Regions from separate parts of the Homo sapiens genome. Here region 1 is linked to region 2. A link is a contact called in ENCODE Hi-C or POLR2A ChIA-PET data. All regions are on one chromosome and are shown on one strand. The core of a region is the stretch at or near the end of the contact, and the rest is flanking DNA. Distances in the headings are between cores, read along the strand shown. Region 1 has its middle 39 kb from the start of LCLAT1. Region 2 overlaps LBH (LBH regulator of Wnt signaling pathway).

The links. A loop is a pair of places that touch in the nucleus more often than their neighbours do. ChIA-PET counts read pairs that join two places held with the same protein, here RNA polymerase II (POLR2A). Pooled maps may share reads with other maps.
Region 1: a map of vagina shows a loop between it and region 2 (2.7-fold over the local background). The contact joins two enhancer-like sites. A Hi-C loop is called at or near these places in 2 of 168 maps with a recorded cell type or tissue (heart left ventricle and vagina) and 6 of 50 pooled maps. POLR2A ChIA-PET finds 5 or more read pairs at or near these places in 4 of 52 experiments (BJ, activated CD4-positive, alpha-beta T cell, activated CD8-positive, alpha-beta memory T cell and 1 more).

The regions. Positions count from the first base shown.
Region 1 is chr2:30,406,698-30,409,397 of GRCh38, forward strand. No RefSeq gene overlaps it. Among named protein-coding and RNA genes, the nearest start is that of LCLAT1, 39 kb to the right of the region's middle. Within about 2 kb of position 1,419, at least 12 of the 41 ENCODE cell types and tissues checked have a DNase peak (open chromatin) inside an H3K27ac peak, as active enhancers do; they include heart left ventricle, where a contact is called at or near this core.
Region 2 is chr2:30,251,827-30,254,526 of GRCh38, forward strand. All of the region lies in intron 2 of LBH (LBH regulator of Wnt signaling pathway), which reads left to right. Among named protein-coding and RNA genes, the nearest start is that of LBH, 22 kb to the left of the region's middle. Within about 2 kb of position 1,270, at least 23 of the 41 ENCODE cell types and tissues checked have a DNase peak (open chromatin) inside an H3K27ac peak, as active enhancers do; they include heart left ventricle, where a contact is called at or near this core.

The DNA of each region.
Region 1 (2,700 bases), core at 169-2,668, 160 kb after region 2:
ACATTTGAAGACACACAGATGGGAGTGATGATCATGCATGGGTGCTGGTTATATTCTGCCCCAGTCCAACAATGGAACTCTCTTGAAACTGTGAAACATGGATTCCCTAGAGTTCTGATTTATTATGGGTTTACTGCTTAAGCCAAAAGTTTTTGTCACTTTGAGAATAGGTTAAAGGTTAAGAGGATCAATAGGGGGCCCAAAAGGATGTTTAAAACAGGTTCCATTAAACCAAGATCCCATACAAATCCAAGACAAAACCCAGAAATGAGTCTTAGGGATGAGAAGTAAGGCTTCACAGGAGGAGCTGGTTTCTGTCTGAGGGTGATAAGCTGCCAAATCCTTGCTCCAGAGAAGAGAGTCATGGGTTCCCAAGTGGCCTGTGAGTTGGGATAGAGTCAAGGCTGGAGGAAGGGCTTTAAGAAATGATCTTACAGCCAGATATGGTGGGTCACACCTGTAATTCCAGCACTTTGAGAGTTCGTTGCAGGAGGATCGCTTGAGCCCAGGAGCTTGAAACTAGCCTGGGCAACATGGTGAGACCCTGTCTCTAAAAAAAATAAAAATAAAAAAATAAAAAAAAAAAAAAGAAATGATCTTTCCCCAGGCCCAGCATGAGGGCCTTGACTAAATCTCTAGATTCCAGAGACTCCATCCTTTGTTCTTTAAAAAGCTGAGTGACTCTAGTTCTCCCTCCTAGACTCTCTAGATGCTACTTATTTCTGTTCGAACCAAAAAGCACCTATTAAGATCTTCTTCTGAGCCAGGCACGATGACTGGGACGTAGGGGTATGGGAAGGTAAGTTGGTTTGATGCTTGGCTTCACAGAACTTAGAACAAAGTCAAGAGAAGCCCAGCTGCTTCTCTGGAAGGAGAAGCCTCAAAATATGTTGCCCAAAATGCTGAGGCCCACTCCCCCACAAGTCTGATTCCAGATGGTATCAGAGCCGCTCTCAGATGGAAGCAGGGAGTCGTTATCTGGCTGGGTCCCTCCCATTTCCCACTCTGCAGTCATTCATCAAGTGGCTGCCCAGAGCCCAGTGCAGAGCTGAGGCTGGTTCCTGGCCTCGAGAGACATTCCTGGTCTGGATGTCCAGTCAGCTCAGCTTTTCCTAGTGAAGTAGGGGTGGGGTCGTATCTGTGCCACCTGTGCCTCCTCAAGTCCTTAGCATGCCCCCAGGGAAGCACAGGATGCTTCTCTCCATTTCTCTTTGTTTAAAACTTTCCTTAATGTCAGGGGATGGGGGTATTGGATGGACCCCCAGGGGGCTTTAAAAATTGAAAGCCAGTCCCGGCCAGGGCCCCCACCGGATGGTGAGAGAGCACAGGAGGAAGCAAAAGTGCTTGTGTTAACAGAATGTCATTTCCCAACATGATTCAGGCCCCGACGCGAGGCAGGAAAAGGAGAGCAAATGCCTTCCCATTCATCACATCGGACACAGTTATTTTTAGAGTAGCACCAGCTCAGCGCTGGGTTCCAAGGGCCCTGCCGTGGAAGGAGATGAGGCTGGGCTGATACAGTCAGTGAAGAGTGGAAATCTTGCAGGCGTGTGTGTGTGTGTGTGTGTGTGTGTGTGTGTGTGTGTGTGTAGGATAAACAGGAGGGGTGAGCAGGCAGCTTTCCTCCCAAACTGCAGACCCTGAGCCTGGCTCCTTATGTGAGCATGAAGGAAATTGGGTGTGGAAGTAATCATCTGAGGAATTGTTGGGGGAGAAGAAAGGGAGACCCTCTTTGCCTGGAACTGAAGTGGGCCTTTGGCTTAGAAAGGGTCCCCTCACATCCCCACTCTGATCTGACCTGCCTTTTCCCAGGCACTCCCCAGGCTGAGGGCAAAGCAGCCTCATCCTAGACTGGGTAGAACATTGGCTGACTGCAGGGGTTCTTGGCTTCACTATCACAGCCTTACAAACATCTGGCCAGCATGAACGCCTCCCTCCACCCAGATGCTGATGGTGAGCTGGTATCTGAGAAATGGATTCTGCTCCAATCAGCACCTCCATGCCCATTTTCTAGAAGGAGAGTCTTAACTGGACATGGTAAGAGAGTCCCTTTTTGCAAGGGACAGATGAAAGGCTTCCCTTCTTTTTCACCCATTTCTGGTCTTCTCTCCTCTCTCAACCAACTGAAGGAAAAGGAAGACCTGAGGTTGAACCCGGCCCTGAGACAAGATTGGGGTCAGGATGTGGTCCCAGGCTGCCTTTCTTCCTAGGCTGGATTCTTCCTTCTCCTTTCATCTTAAATACACTGCCCTCCTGTTTTCTACCTCTGGAGAGTTCTTGGCTCTATAAAAGATGAATCAACTATCTGGCCTGACCCTAACTAACATAAGCAGTCACAGCCTAGGATGAAACTAAGGCCCTCTTTCTTTCCACAAGGCTTTCTAGATGTGCTTCAAGGTCTATGGAAATGCAGTTTATACTACATGGGTCTTTAAGGGCCTCAGATTTGATTTACTTTCCATTAATAGCTGAACTGTCCCTGAGGTTCTGGCCAGTTTTAAACATTCTTACTGGCAAAGGGGATTAGATAGATGACTTCCTGCACAGTCATTGGATGGATTCCCATAAGCCAAGGCTAGTGGACAGAGCATCCCATAGCAGCAAGTCACTGCTACTGCCTCCACCAGGAAAGCAAAAAAAGCTCATGTGAAGTTTTGATGGGGCTGCCAGCACATTGATAAGAAATCTCCCTGATCCCTG
Region 2 (2,700 bases), core at 20-2,519:
GATTTAGTATGAGGATGATGAAGGCAGCAAGATGTTTCAGGGAAGCCCAGGGCGTTTGTTTGGCCGACCAACAGCAGAGGCTGTTGGAGCAGAGAATCCTGGGCCTGAGGGTGAGCTTCTGAGATGAACAATGGTGCTTACTTTTCTACACAGTGGAGAATGCAAGACCTGGGAGATTCATGGTGTGTGTAAATGTCAAGGCTTCATTCCATTTGCAAAGGATGGAACTTGGTGATATGGCTTGGCCGTGTCCCCACCCAGATCTTATCTTGAATTGTAGTTCCCATAATCCCCTTGTCTCATGGGAGGGACCTGGTAGGAGGTAATTGAATCATGGGGGCGGTTACTCTCATGCCATTCTCATCATGATAGTAAGTGAGATCTCATAAGATCAGATGGTTTTATAAGGGGCTTTTCTCCCTTTGCTCGGCACTTCTCTCTCCTGCCACCTTGTGAAGAAGGATGTGTTTGCTTCCGCTTCCACCATGATTGTAAGTTTCCTGAGGCCTTCCTAGCCATGTGGAACCGTGAGGCAATTAAACCTCTTTCCTTTAGGCCAGGTGCAGTGGCTCATGCCTGTAATCCCAGCACTTTGGGAGGCCAGGGCGGGCGGATCATGAGGTCAGGAGATTGAGACCATACTGGCTAACATGGTGAACCATCGTCTCTACTAAAAATACAAAAAATTAGCCGGGCGTGGTGGCGGGCGCCTGTCGTCGAAGCTACTCAGGAGGCTGAGGCAGGAGAATGGCGTGAACCCAGGAGGCGGAGCTTGCAGTGAGCAGAGATCGTGCCACTGCACTCCAGCCTGGGTGACAGAGCGAGACTCCGTCTCAAAAAAAAAAAAAACCTCTTTCCTTTATAAATTACCCAGTCTTGGGGATTTCTTCATAGTAGCATGAGAATGGACTAACACACTTGGTGTCCATTGGATTCATTTCAGCCATCAGCTTTGGCAGCCCAATGTGGCTGCTGGATGTGGAGTCCAGGGCTGGCAGAGGGAGGAAGGTGTAGGGCTGGGAGAATCACAGCTGGGGGTGGATTCTTCTAGACCTGCCCTACCCTGGGCTGAGGGTGAGAAATGCCTCTGAGAGCTGCAGAGAGAAGGGAAAATGATTTGTGTTTGTTTTTGCCTTTCTGTAGTACAGAGAGAAGGAGCACTTTGGGGAAAGAGGTTTAACCAGAAGCAGTTTCTTTTGGGAACAGGGGCAGTTCTTTACTCCCTGCCAGTTCCTGCAGGCAGGCAGCATGCCGGCCTGGCCTGCCGCCTCAACCCCTACCTGTCATGTGCTTGGCAAGTCTGACTCAAGTCCTTTTTTCCACTGCCTACCCCACCCGTCAAATTGCAGTTGCAACCTCTCATTTTTCTGCTGCCTAGATGATTAAAAAGCATGACTTAGTGGAAAAATGTTGACCTCCTTGGGGTCAGCCTCTGAAGCAGCTGTCAGAGATAAGATTGTGCTGGCAAATTACTCAGCAGCACTTTGCAAGGCTTTCTGTCTGTCTGTAAGGAAACCAGAAGCTGTTGGTTCTGGGTACTTTTTGTGTTTGGAGAGAGCTACAATTTTGAGGCCCAAATGGGTATAATCTGATAATAAAATAAGATCTCTGATGGAAGGGTTCGATTATTGTAGTAATTTTTAAAAATACAATTAATAGGCTTTGTAAACAAACAAACAAAAAAATTTAAACAGTGCTTGCTTCGAGCAATTCAGGGAGCAAAGTCCTCTGGCAGCTAAGCAGTATCAGAAGTTCAATTCTCAGACCTCTTGCAAGGTCTTAAAAGACTTAATTGTGGAGCTCTCGGTATGAATGGCGCTGTTTGGAATTATTTTAATTACTGTGTTCATATGACTCCCTCTTGCTTGGAGATTGGATGCTTACTGTAGTTCTTTTGAAACTGCTCCAAAGAGGACATTATAGTTTCAATTTTGCTTATGTCCTCAAAGTATTTTATCATCTTTATATTTGCCAAGAACTTGTACCCATCTAGTGAGACAAGAAGGTCACCTCATGTCTCAAAAGGAGAAACTGAGGTGTTTGGGGTTGAGAGGACTTGACCGGAGTTATACAATGGTGGTCAAGGACATAGTGAGCACCTGGGTTGTGTGGCTTAACCCATGCTATCAAGTGAACGCTTCATTTGAAGTCCTACAGGTCTGAGTTTGGATCCCAGTTCAGCTGCTTCCCAGGTGCGTGGCTTTGAGCAAGTCACATACCGTCTCTGTGCTTCAGGTTTCTTATCCACAAAATAGGGTTACAGTAGTCCCCGTTATCTCTGGGGGATACGTTCCAGGACACACAGTGGTTGCCTGAAACCACAGATAATACCAAACCCACATATGCTATGTTTTATCCTATACATCCATACCTGTGATAAAGGTTAATTTATAAATTAGACTCAATGTGAGATTAACAATGATAGCTAACAATAAAATAGAACAATTATAACACTATACTGCAACAAAAGCTATGTGAATGTGGTCTCTCTCTGTCTCTGTCTCTGTCTCACAATATCTTATTGTACCGTACCTACCTATCTTGGGATTGCAGTTGACCGTGGGTAACTGAAACCAAGAAAAGCAAAACTGTGGATAAGTTGGGGGGTGGTAACTAGAATTATTGTGAGGTTTGAGATTCTGCTCAGGAAAAATTTCATCCATCATCATCATCATTAGATTTTTTTCCTTATTTTAATGA